Regions from separate parts of the Homo sapiens genome. Here region 1 is linked to region 2. The links are chromatin contacts, found by Hi-C or POLR2A ChIA-PET in ENCODE. All regions are on one chromosome and are shown on one strand. Each heading gives the region's core, a stretch centred on a gene start or an enhancer-like site at or near the end of the contact. The rest is flanking DNA. Distances are from core to core; before and after follow the strand shown.

Region 1 (6,181 bases), core at 1,943-4,442, 45 kb before region 2:
CCAGTAAAGGCGGGCCCCAGGTGGGAATTTGGCGATCCCGGCGCGTGGGGACGACTGCGCTGGGGCGCGGGGCGCTCCGGGTGCAAAGGCCCAGGCACAGGGCGGCGGGCGCAGGGGCAACGGTCCCAGGGCGAGGGATGCCGCTGTCCCCAGCTCTCCTGAAACCCACTCCCGGGCGAAAACGTGGGCAGAAGGCGGGAAAACGCCGCAGCCGGCGCTCAGAGCAAGCTTCCAGCAGACGCGGGAAGTTGAGGCTCGGCGCCCCCGCCCCCACCCCAGCGCCCAGTCTCCGCTCCCCTTCAGGGCCTCTTCCGGGCTGAGTCCTGGGAGTGGGTTTCCCCGGCCGCAGTGATTTTGCAAGAGTGCGGCCGGCCGGCTGTAAATCAGCCTTTCTCCACTCCCGGGGGGCAGCCCTCCCGAGCCGGGGCGGGGGCGCGGAGGACGCGGGGGCCGGGCCCATGGCCACCCTAGGCCCTCGGCCGCAGCTGGATCGGCCGCCTCCGGCGAGGCGGCGGGGGTTAAACGCCGTGAATCCATCAATCAAGCGCACCGCCGCCCTCGCGAAACCCGGAGCACCGCCCGCGGGGCCTGCTTTGTGTCTCGCCCGCCCGCCTGCCCGGGGCCTGGGAAGCAGGGTCGGGCCGCTCCAGAGTCCGGGGGGCGCGGCGCATTCCCACGAGGGGCCGGGGCGGCCTGAAGGCTGCTCCACCCAGTCCCACCCTGTAACGGGTTCACTGGGGCCTGGAACACAAATCTCCCAGGCTGCTGGTTTCCTTATTTGATCACTCCTTTGCGTCTTCAACAGAATAAGGCCAACTCATCACACTTTCCCGGCCGCCTGGAGCCCCGAACCCTGTCATCCCCCAAAAGCAGCATGACCAGGGTTGGTGAGATTAGCCATAAACAACCAGATGATGTGACTGGGCAAATCACATCATCTCTCTGTGCCTCAGTTTCTCGTCTGTAGAAAGAGGGGGCTGTTTTAGGATCTCCGCATTTTTTTGTACAGCTCTAATGTTCTTTTGTTTTAGGTGGAGAAGCCTGAACCCTTTTTGCCGGACAAATGTCCCCAAGTTCCCTTTTCTTCCACGTTTATTTTCGTACTGCCGGTTCCTTCCCTCCCCACCCGCGAGTCAGCCCCACTGCGTCCCAGAGAGCAGCTCCAGCCCGCAGGGCAGGACACCTGAGCCTCGGAGCTGAGCCCTGGCCGCGTTTGTCTCGGAGAAACCACCAGGGGGCAATAGAGCCCAAGGATAGAGGAGCAAGGCTCCACAAGGCCTTTCCAAAAGTTTGTCCAATTTGGCGTGAATTCCTTTTTCCAGTTTGTGTGATTTGTAAATTGCGCAGAGTGATTTCAAGATCCCCCGTTTGATCATTAGCGCTAAGGTAGATGGATGCAGCCCGGGGTTCATAAAGAATGAGGCACAAAAGCACTAATGAAGAGCAGGCTAGCGCACCCGCAAGACCTAATGGCAGAACAAAATGGGGCGAACGTGAACAAAGCTCACTTGAAGTGCAAAACTTTGGTTCTAAGGCCATGCATACAGTGGGTTCTCAGGCCATGGGGCAAAAGGCATGGAAACAGTGGGCCGCACGCCGGTGTGTCTTTTCCTAAGTTTTGCAAATATCGGGTTCGTTTTGCGATGGTGAAGTGGGAGGTAGCCCGGGAGGTGAGAGAATGCAGAGGAAATCAGTTAAGAGAGATTCTCCTGATAGGAAGAGGAGGTGGCGAAGGTTTAGGTTAGAGAACCCCAGTTCTTCATGCAGCAGCCACCTTCGCCCATCCTGGGAAGTTTCTGTCTGCCTGTAGAGCAGAGCCGCATCCCTGCCGCTGTCTCCGAGGGCAGTGTCGGATGGTTCTTTCATTTGTTTCCTGAGAATGGTTTACAATATAGATTAGCGGGGCCCCAGAGGAAACTGGGGTTTGCTCACTGCAAACAGCCAAAAGATCTTCAAGAGAGAACGTGTTAGGCTGGAATATCATCTTTTCCCACATGTGCAAGACTCTTGGATTGTGTTTGCTTTCAAAATCCATAAATGTTTTTATTAAACTATATCTTTCTTGTGGCCCCTGCGCACACAAAGTACTTGCAGCATATGTAAACGCTTCCATTTTGGTTCTCCTTCAGGAAAATTTTGTAACTCCGCAGTAAATATTTGCTCTGGGGTGAACCTTGGCAAGCGATAAACTCCAAAATCTGGTTTCACTGTACGTGTTTGTGTGCACATGTGTATGTTTTAACAGTATGTATATATTGGAAAATTTGCGGGAGAGCTTGATATTTTTACTTCTTTGCTGCGCCGCAGGAAAGTATAATGACTGTAATTACTTGGATAACATTTTAAAATTAACCAAATTCTCTTTCACATTCGATTCTTCCTTGTGTGCTGCCAGCCCTTCCTCCCAAATCATGTCAATTAAATATTCTTACAATGTCACCCTTTATAATGCCTTTAGTGTAGTGATTTTGGGGGTATATTTTAAAGTGATAAAGTGCAGTTTTGCTTCCTAAATTCTGTCTTAATAATAAGAATGTAAAAATTAAACAAATCATGATCTTTATTATTCTTTTATGTTTATAGTTTCTTTTCCTCTAATGCTTTAATCTGTAAGCCAAAAAATTTCAGAGAGATAAATGGAGACAGCTCAGTAGCATGGCAGGCAGAGTCAGGATTTTGGATTCTCATCCCTGAAGAAAAACTTGAAGTTATTCCTCTGTGATGAAAAATACTTTATTTTTATGAAGAAATGGAATCTGCTGAGGTTGAATAAATTAGAAAACTCTATGGAAGATCATTAAAATATGAAAACTGTTAGCATTGGGCTGTGTGTTAGTCATCTTTAAGAGAATAATCGGGAATTATTAACTGACTTTGACCTCATGAGCCTTGACATAATAACTGTGGCATTCGCGGTGTCCCTGGTGTTTTAAAAACCACCCTCCTCCCCCGCGTGCATTACAAAAATATGTCCTCTTCCTCTCATGTTGATTATATGGGTTTTATTTATTCTAATGACTGCTGTAGAGAGAGAAAATGCAGCTCTGAGCAGGGAGAAACAAGAACCCTTGTACACGTTTGCTGTGGGGTGGGCTGGCCACATAAGTTGAGTAGCCTTTGGCCAGATAAGCAAATGCACACTTCGCCTCCCAGTGAAAACATCATCCCCAACAAACATCATGTGGGCCTGAGTCACTCTCTGGAGAATCTGCTTCTCAGAGTTTGGTTTGGCAGTTCAGGCAGATATAATCCTTCCTTTCATTTTCCCCTGCCCTTTTGAAGAGCAATAATTTTCAGTCCCCTCACACCAAGGGCACTTTGAGAGATGGCCTACAGCTACACGGAGGAAGTTTCTTTGGCACAGCCTTTTGGGAGCTGTGAATATTTGAGGCTGTCTCAAATGGGGACTGTGTCCTTTGAATGAAGTGTTACACAGATGTGTGAGTGAATCCATGGGAACAGAGGCAGATGTTAGGGAGTTAGAGAATTCTGAGCTCTGTGGGCCGTGTCAGTCTGAAGAAAGGCAAGACGGCTGTTAGGTGCAGCCTGTAAGTGCTGTTCATCGAACTGGCCTCAATTCGTCTGCGCTTGGAAATAACTGAAATTGTCTGACCACTAAAAGTGTGATACAACTTGGAAGAGGGGCAGGAGAATACATTTTACTGGGGGCCATAGATCTGGCTTGGGCAAGCAATCTGTGTGTATTCAGATCCTGCATGTTTCTGAAAGATGATAGATGGATAATCGAAGCACACTTCTGCAGAATTTTTTTCTAGAGTATTTCAGTCCAAAAGAGCGCTAATGTGAGCTACATAGCTCATTTTACATATTACATTATATTACACATTAAAAAAAAGGTGAAATTATTTAATAGTATTTTTCATTAAATGCAATATCTCAAAAATATCACTTCAACATGTAATCAATATAAAGTTAGTATTGAGATATTTTACATTTTTTGCCCCTTCCCATATATTCAATAGCTGGTGTGTATTTCATTCTCAGAGCTCATCTCAGCTTGGACCAGACACATTTCGAGTGCTTGGTAGCCTCAGTGACCAGTGGCTGCTTCACTGGAGAGTACCAGTTCCAGATCATCTGGGTGCGTGTACAAAGTCACTAACAGATTTCCTCCCACATTTCTGTGAAGGTCTATGAAATTTTAAGTATCATAGGAAAGATTGAAGAAAATAGGTTCTAAAGCAGATGTATATTTTGAACACTGCCATTTTAGCTCTGAGGCTTCAAGCCATGATTAAGGAATATGTGACCTTTGAAAGAAGTAGGTGATGCCTTTTATAGATTTTATTCCATTTAAAAATATATTTTTAATTATAAAAATGAATCCATACTTACTATAGAATACTCAATACAAGGTCTAGAAAATAACAAAAATCATCTAGAATCCCACCATCTATAGCTAATCACCTTTTGAAGTTTTGGAGTATTGCTGTTCTCGTATGTGGATCGGTTTCATAGTTGTCATTATACTGCAAATGCCCTTGTATATCTTGCTTTTGTTCACAGTGTTATATCACAAGTATCTGTATTTGTTGTTAAAAGCTCTTCATAAGAATAATTTTGATCATCTGGATGATTCATCATATGGCTGAGCCATGGTTTACTGAAGTCAGTGACTTTGGTAGGGTAGTAGTTGCAGTAAGCTCACTAAATGTGACAAGAACAAAAAAGTTATTTTATTGAAAAGTCACCCTACTGTGTGGCCATCCTCATCCCTCATATTGGCGGCCTTCCTTCCATGACTCTAGACAGCTCCGGGAAACCAGAGCCCTTCTACTCTTAAGCTTATTTTTTAGAAAAAATATCTTAGAAAATAATCTCCCTTTCCCCACCTAATCAATCCAGATGTTTAATTACCACGTTGACACAATTGGATTATGACTTCAGGGCAAAAAGCAACTTTACTAAAGAGAATTTGAATGGAAAACAAGAGCATTTTAAAGATCCTCATACAGCAGTTTATTTCTCTTGTTAAATTCATGTCCCTCAAGATATCACAGTACCCACTAGGTACAGATACTGGGCCGCCCTTTGTTAAATCGTAGTTGGATTTATTTTTGCTTCCCTTTTTGGCCCTCTTTCTCACCATTTGTCATTTTCACAGGCTTTAGTGACATAAATCTTGTGGAATGTTGGCTATGCACATAGCATGAAGGATTCAACCTCTCCCATTTCAGGCTGGTTGGCCAATGTAAGCAACTGAGGGTGGCAGAGATCAGGGACAGATAAGACAGGGAGAAGAAGGGGTAGAGGGACTTTGGAAAGAATACCTGAAGTACGAAAGTGACACCTTTAAGGTTAAGGGTGATGGCAATTGACTGATGATTACCAGGTAACAATGGAGTCCACTGGAAGCTGCATAACCATGAACTGTTATGATTATTTTTTCCTATCTATGTGGAAAGGCCTGGTTTGCTTCTCTGCACACAGTCCTGATTCAGTGTGGTGCCCGCATATTGTAAATGTCTTATCCAAGAATCCAGGGACCTGGCCCTGAAGGAAAAGCTGAGGACAGAGTATTTCTGCAACAGGCCTAGGCTCTTGCAAACTTGCCTTCCCAAAGCTCCAAGCCCAACTGGCCTGCAGGGGAGGCGGTCTCGCTGACAACCTGCCCTTTGGCCTTATACCTTCTGTCACAAAAGAGCCATTTTTCCTGAATTTGAAATTGAAGAATTTGATGGCACACGAGTGCTGGGGGGATTTTATTAAGCTGATAAATATGACTACAATTTACTTAAAACCAGTGGCTCTTCTCACTGTCAATGTTGTGGAGTTTATGCCTTTTTCTCTCAAGCTCTCTTTGGCCCAAGCAATTCAGGGCAGAGAGTTTGAAGGGTATTTTGTTTCTGATGTGGGCAGTCTGAAAAATAGTGGACCTTTTAACATTGCACTGACAGACACTCTCAGGGCTAATATAATTGATGTATTCATAGGAGCTTAAGCAAAATAGCTTTCCAAAAGGGAGAAAAACTTGTCTTTTCACCTAAGCACTGACCGATTTGTGGTTTGGATGCTTACACGAGATATTAAACAGACCCGATGGAAAAGGCTTGTTTGCCTCAAGTCTGACTTTCCCTCCTCTTGTAATTTTTGGCCTTGAGTCAAATTTTTGTCCATTCCCCTGCACTCCTTGGGTTGAGGCCAGCACAACGGGCTTGCA
Region 2 (5,344 bases), core at 1,566-4,065:
CACTTCTTATGATCTCGAAGGGATGTTGGAGAGAAGAGTACAGCATTTGTCACTTGCTTTGAGCATCAAGTGCAATAGTCGAGCTGAAAAGTGAGAGAAGCACTCTGGAGACATAATTTCCAATGAGGTTCTTTTCCCATGTCCACTAACAACTCTAACCACAGACACACTTGCTTATGCTTTAAAACATTCTCGAAAGGGTGCTCCATTTTCACAGCAGAAACCCTTTGCTGAATTCAAAAATAGGTTTTATTAATTAATGAGTCATCACTCTGAATTGCCCTACTGACCTGGATATATTCTTTACAAAATGCACTTCCCTTTAAGTTAGAAGATGGTCATGCATCTTTTTGTTATTATTTTTTAGAGAAAATTAGAATTTTTATTCTAGTTTTCTAGTGGCAGATCTTTAAAAAAATTTTAATGTAAAATTTCAAACCCCAAGCAGAAGGAGAAAATAGACTATAAAGAAACCCTGTGTATTCATTATCCTGCTTTAGCAATTACTATGTTTTGCCAATCTTGGCCAAATCTTTATAAAGTACAAGTGTCAGGTTATACTTTCTATATTTAGACATATTCCTGTAAAAAGGCATATAAATTGAACTATTATAAATTTATTGGGAAATCTTGCTCTTAAAAATTATCTTAAGGGAGGTCCATTGGCTAAAGTGAATAATCATTCCCTTTTCTGTTTTTTAGAGTAAATGCTTTTTGTCTTCCCTCCCTATCTCTTCTCCTCCCTCTCCCCACTCCTCCCTCCCCCCACTCCTCCCTCCTCCCTCCCTTCGTTTTGTTTCAGCACAGAGTACTTTTTGCAATATCTTGGAATGGGAAGTTGCCCTTTTCCATAGGATTATGCAAGCTGATAGTTTCAGTGGGAAAGAGGTAAAGAGTGTTATGAAGAGGATTTAAAATATATATATCTGTGTATGTGGTTCATGTTTTATGGTTGATCTGGTAAAGCCACTTACTTCCAGCATTAGTAGCAATCACATTTTGATTCCATAATTGCCCACTTTACATTTAACTCAAGATTTCACCTGCTAGGAAGTCAGGTCGAAGTTGTCCCTCTTAGGGACTGAATGCCTCTGGTGCTTACCAGGGTTTTGGAGAACACAGCCTGTTTCACTGAAGTCTGGGTGTGGCTCTCTCCTCGGGATAGAAATATATGACTTCTTAAGCACTGTGGTGGACCCTGCTAGAAACCTTCCTAATACCCATTCTTTCCATACTGACAGAATCCTAATCCTGTTTGGGGTGGCAACGTCCGCACCTAAACCACTGAATGTCCCAGCTTTCCCAATGAGACATGAGTAGAGGTTTGCTGGGGATTTTGGGGAAAAATTTTGCTTTTCTCTTGAAGGCTGATGTCCTATCCCCTTTTCCTTTTGTGTGGATGGGGTACCACAGGAGGACCGCTATCTTGTAACCATGAGGTAAGAAGCGTGAGGAGTAGATGAGAGAGGGAGGAGGCTGGGACCCAGCTCCTGCTGAGGAATTGCTACACCTGCCTGCACCAGCCACCTCAGGATTTCTTGCTATGTTTGAGAAATAAATACTCTTTGATTAGAGTCAGCTTTCTGTTACCTGTGTAGAAAGGCAATTTCAGATGGACTAATGCATAATATATAGGAAATCTTGCCGTTTCTTAACTTCAACCTTGGGTAACATCATTGTGCATGTCATGAGTTAGGGAAACTGTCTGAGAGAAATGTGAGCAGGACTCAGCTCTGCAAGTAGTGAATGTTTCTTGAAAACAGCCCATATTTTCTTCCAAGCGCACACTGAAAATGTTCCTTAAAAATTTCTCATTCCTAGGTCTAGGCTCACAAAGTGAATCTGAGAACTGAGGAAATTGCTTAGAGAGCTTTCCTTCCTGAACGCTTTCACAGGACTAATCATATCACTGAGTCACAGATGATTTTTAGACATGTTACGGGGATCATTTTCCTTGGTGATGTGAATTTGCTTTCAATGTTTACATGCACTGCATAAATAAAATAATCTAGGAAATTCAGGTTTGAATAGCTCTACACTTAAAAATGCTGTAGTTGTTTAGCAGAGACGGTGCCAAATAGGGTGGCTTCTTCTGAGGTGAATAAATCAGGCATGGGATGGTATCACTACAAGGCCTTCAAATGCTCTGAGAGCAATATGTAAAGGCCATTAAAGATTTTTTTTTTTGAGAAGTGACAGATTACCTAACACAATAATCCATGCTATTGGACAAATTGGTTTGCAAAGAATACAGCTGGCTTCATTTCAACACCACTAATGCTATGAACGGCAGCAACCAAATGATACCTGGAGGGCAGGGGCCCTTGTGTGACAAACCTGGCTCTGGGCCAGCTCAAAGAATGTTTTCTTCTTGTTTTTTTTGTCTACATTTGGCACATGGCAGCCACATAAGGGCTGTTAACATCAGATGTTGTGTAAATCTAAACAGGTAAAAAATCAGGATCAATTTTTTAAGATAGAGAAGTTTCCAGCAATTCATCTTGAACACAGAGCTCTGGCATTCCTCACTCTCTGTGAGGCCTCCTGTTGCAGCAGATAATTTATGACTCCCACATCTTGGCATTTCATTAAAACCTAAAGCATTTGACAAACTGTATTTTCAGAAAGTTTTTTCCATGAGTTGGTTTCTAGCAGGAGGAATTTATGATGAGTTGACTTAATCCTTGCTTTTTGGAGGCATCTAAAAAAAGTTCTTTCTATAAACAGCAGAATTGCGTGTAGGGGATGGCAGACCAAGCAATGGCTAGGATGTCCTTGTGAAAGAAAGCTCACCCAATGCCGTTGTAAAGCCTCCTGTGTGCTGCCCAGCTTTCATGTCTACCTCCTGTGCTAATTGTGCTGTCTGGAGGTTGGCGGGCTTCCAGCCTTACCTGGACCAGTTTTTTCCCAAACCCAGGTTGCCTGTGTATTCACTTATTACAACTAACCACTGTGAAATCATTCACAGACTTTGGAAATCACATATGTAAGGTGATTTATTTATATATTTTGACTAATAATCTTAACTTGTCATTTAGTTTTTAAAAGTTGATAAACGGACTGGGAGTTGGAAGAGGGAGCTGTTCGTGTTAAATTTATAACCCTGCTTCTTGGCATTTTTGGGTTGGTTATTGCTCTTGGATTTCTTTACTTTTCTTTTTTTTTTTGGTTAGAAACGTGTGTGTGTGTGTGTGTGTGTGTGTGTATTGGGGTCTCTTGCTTGCTCCTTCTGGTTTCCCTCAATATGTCAATATTGTGTTACACAGAAAATTTTTGAGAGGTGCAGACTTCACAGAATTTTTATGCACTAAGAAAGAGGAAACTGAAAAATGTGAATATAGCATTTTGTCAGTGTAATTTTTGCCTTTTCTTGCTGTTTATACACAATGTAAAGTTAAATGGCATTTCAGCAGTGATTCACTTATTTTGACAGGCAAAATAGAAAATTCAGACTCTTAAATGTATTTTCTTGTCTGTTTCCCCAATTATCATCATCTATGTGGAATTCAGTGATGGTCACAATTCCACTTCACTTTGAGCTGAATACACATCGCTCCTTCTTACATCTTTCTCGTCTGTTTCTATGACCAAGAGAAATGAACGGGGAGGTGTGGGGCAAGTGTGTAGATATTTCATATTACTGTTCCAATTGCTTGAGGGATAATATGAGTAATACTGGTTACTTTTGTTGACTGAATGCACAGTTGACTGGTCTCCTGCAAGTCTTGGCCTGTACAGACATAAGTCCATGTAGTTTGGGTTAAACAGCAAGTACAGGCAAAGAAAATTAGCGACATGGCAATTATCTGGATAATTCAGATTTACAACACTACTTATCCTTGAAATGGTTTCAAGGGAAAAATGGTTTTGTGGGGACTTGTTTAGATCAGGATGTGGGAACTTTCTGTAAAGGGCCAGATAGTACATATTTCAGACTTTGCAGACCTGACAGTCTCTATTGCAACTAGTCAACTTTCCAGCACAAAAACAGCCATAGAAAATACTTAAAGGGGTGGGTATGGCTGCATTTCAATAAAACCTTATTAATAAAAACAGGCAGTGGATCAGATTTGGACAGCTCTCTTTAGATATTCTATATGGGTCTTTATTCTCTAAGTTGTGTAATCACTAGATCACCAGTGATTATTCTGCCTCGTGGGAGTGGAAAGCACACGTGTGTGTTAAGTATGTGTGCATACAGATCTGATCAATACTATTTATGAATGTTAAGATGAATCAGGCTTAAAAAAACCCTGAAACATCTCAAACTACTTGGTTTCAAAATTCAAAATGTTTTACAAAGTCTTTTCTCCTGTCAGTCTTTTCAATTGTTCCAAGCCTTCTTGTCTACGTGTTGTAGAGAGCAAGGCTGAGAGTGCTGACAGACAGTGGGAAGGGCTGTCTCAGAGGTAGGGAATGAAGAATGGAAAACTGACACCTTCTAGAAATTGAAGAAGACGACATGGTCTGGACTGTCTGGAGAAGCGAGTAAATGGGACGTTTAAGCTGAATTAGGGTGTGCAGGCTTTTTGAGGTGTATTTATCTGTCAGGGATGGTTACTGCTTTTGTCTGCCCCGTTCTTGCTCCATGATCCATAATGACTGAGTGGGCACACAGCACCGGCCAGGAGAATCAGGGGCCTTCCCAGGTGTTCGAGGTGGTTCTGGTGGTGAGGATATCTTTCTATTCAGATTGGAAAGTCTGAGTTGTGCAAGTCAGAGTTGTCTCCAGCCATGCTCCCTGAAGTGTAGAAAGCCCTTTGGCAGTAGACAGCGTGGCACCAACAGCCCGCAGAGCGATGAGATGAACAGAAAGTGTCACCTCTGAGCTCTGAAGCTCTCCTTCGACTCCATGAACCACCCAGTACCTTCCTGATCACCCCCTTTATTTTGATTTAACTGTTTTTAGTTGGGAATTTTACAGCCATAATCAAACAGTCCTGACTGTTTTTTACCATCTCATTGGTAAAGTATCTGTCTTCAAATGTCAAGTTGTATATAAAATCTCTATTTTCATAGAAGATCTGTTTCTTTTTAACAAAACTGATGTGGCTATATTCCTGTTACATTTACCATGTTCCTAAGAGAGGCAAAAGATACCTTCCAATATCTTTTTAGGAGGAAATATATAATTCTATCTAGAACTTTGTGACTTTATATGCAGGTACTCACAAGACACATACACAACCATACCTACCTACTCTTTCTTTGGAGTAAAAGTTGCTATTTGGAGACAACTATCTTTTACAGACTTCAGAATGAACAAATAACAAAAATAACAAAGAAAATTTCCAGAGAGGTTGAAGCCACTGTAGCAGAACCCAGCAGTTGTTTTAAGAATGTT

What was found. Hi-C counts contacts between places; a loop is a spot of excess contacts on that map. ChIA-PET counts read pairs that join two places held with the same protein, here RNA polymerase II (POLR2A). Pooled maps may share reads with other maps.
Region 1: a map of ascending aorta shows a loop between it and region 2 (4-fold over the local background). The contact joins two enhancer-like sites. A Hi-C loop is called at or near these places in 7 of 168 maps with a recorded cell type or tissue (aorta, ascending aorta, chondrocyte and 3 more) and 11 of 50 pooled maps. POLR2A ChIA-PET finds 5 or more read pairs at or near these places in 5 of 52 experiments (AG04449, BJ, GM12878 and 2 more).

The regions. Positions count from the first base shown.
Region 1 is chr7:25,846,847-25,853,027 of GRCh38, reverse strand. No RefSeq gene overlaps it. Among named protein-coding and RNA genes, the nearest start is that of LINC03007, 60 kb to the right of the region's middle. RefSeq lists a silencer at 1,180-1,229. Within about 2 kb of position 3,192, at least 17 of the 41 ENCODE cell types and tissues checked have a DNase peak (open chromatin) inside an H3K27ac peak, as active enhancers do; they include ascending aorta, where a contact is called at or near this core.
Region 2 is chr7:25,802,746-25,808,089 of GRCh38, reverse strand. No RefSeq gene overlaps it. Among named protein-coding and RNA genes, the nearest start is that of LINC03007, 15 kb to the right of the region's middle. Within about 2 kb of position 2,815, at least 3 of the 41 ENCODE cell types and tissues checked have a DNase peak (open chromatin) inside an H3K27ac peak, as active enhancers do; they include ascending aorta, where a contact is called at or near this core.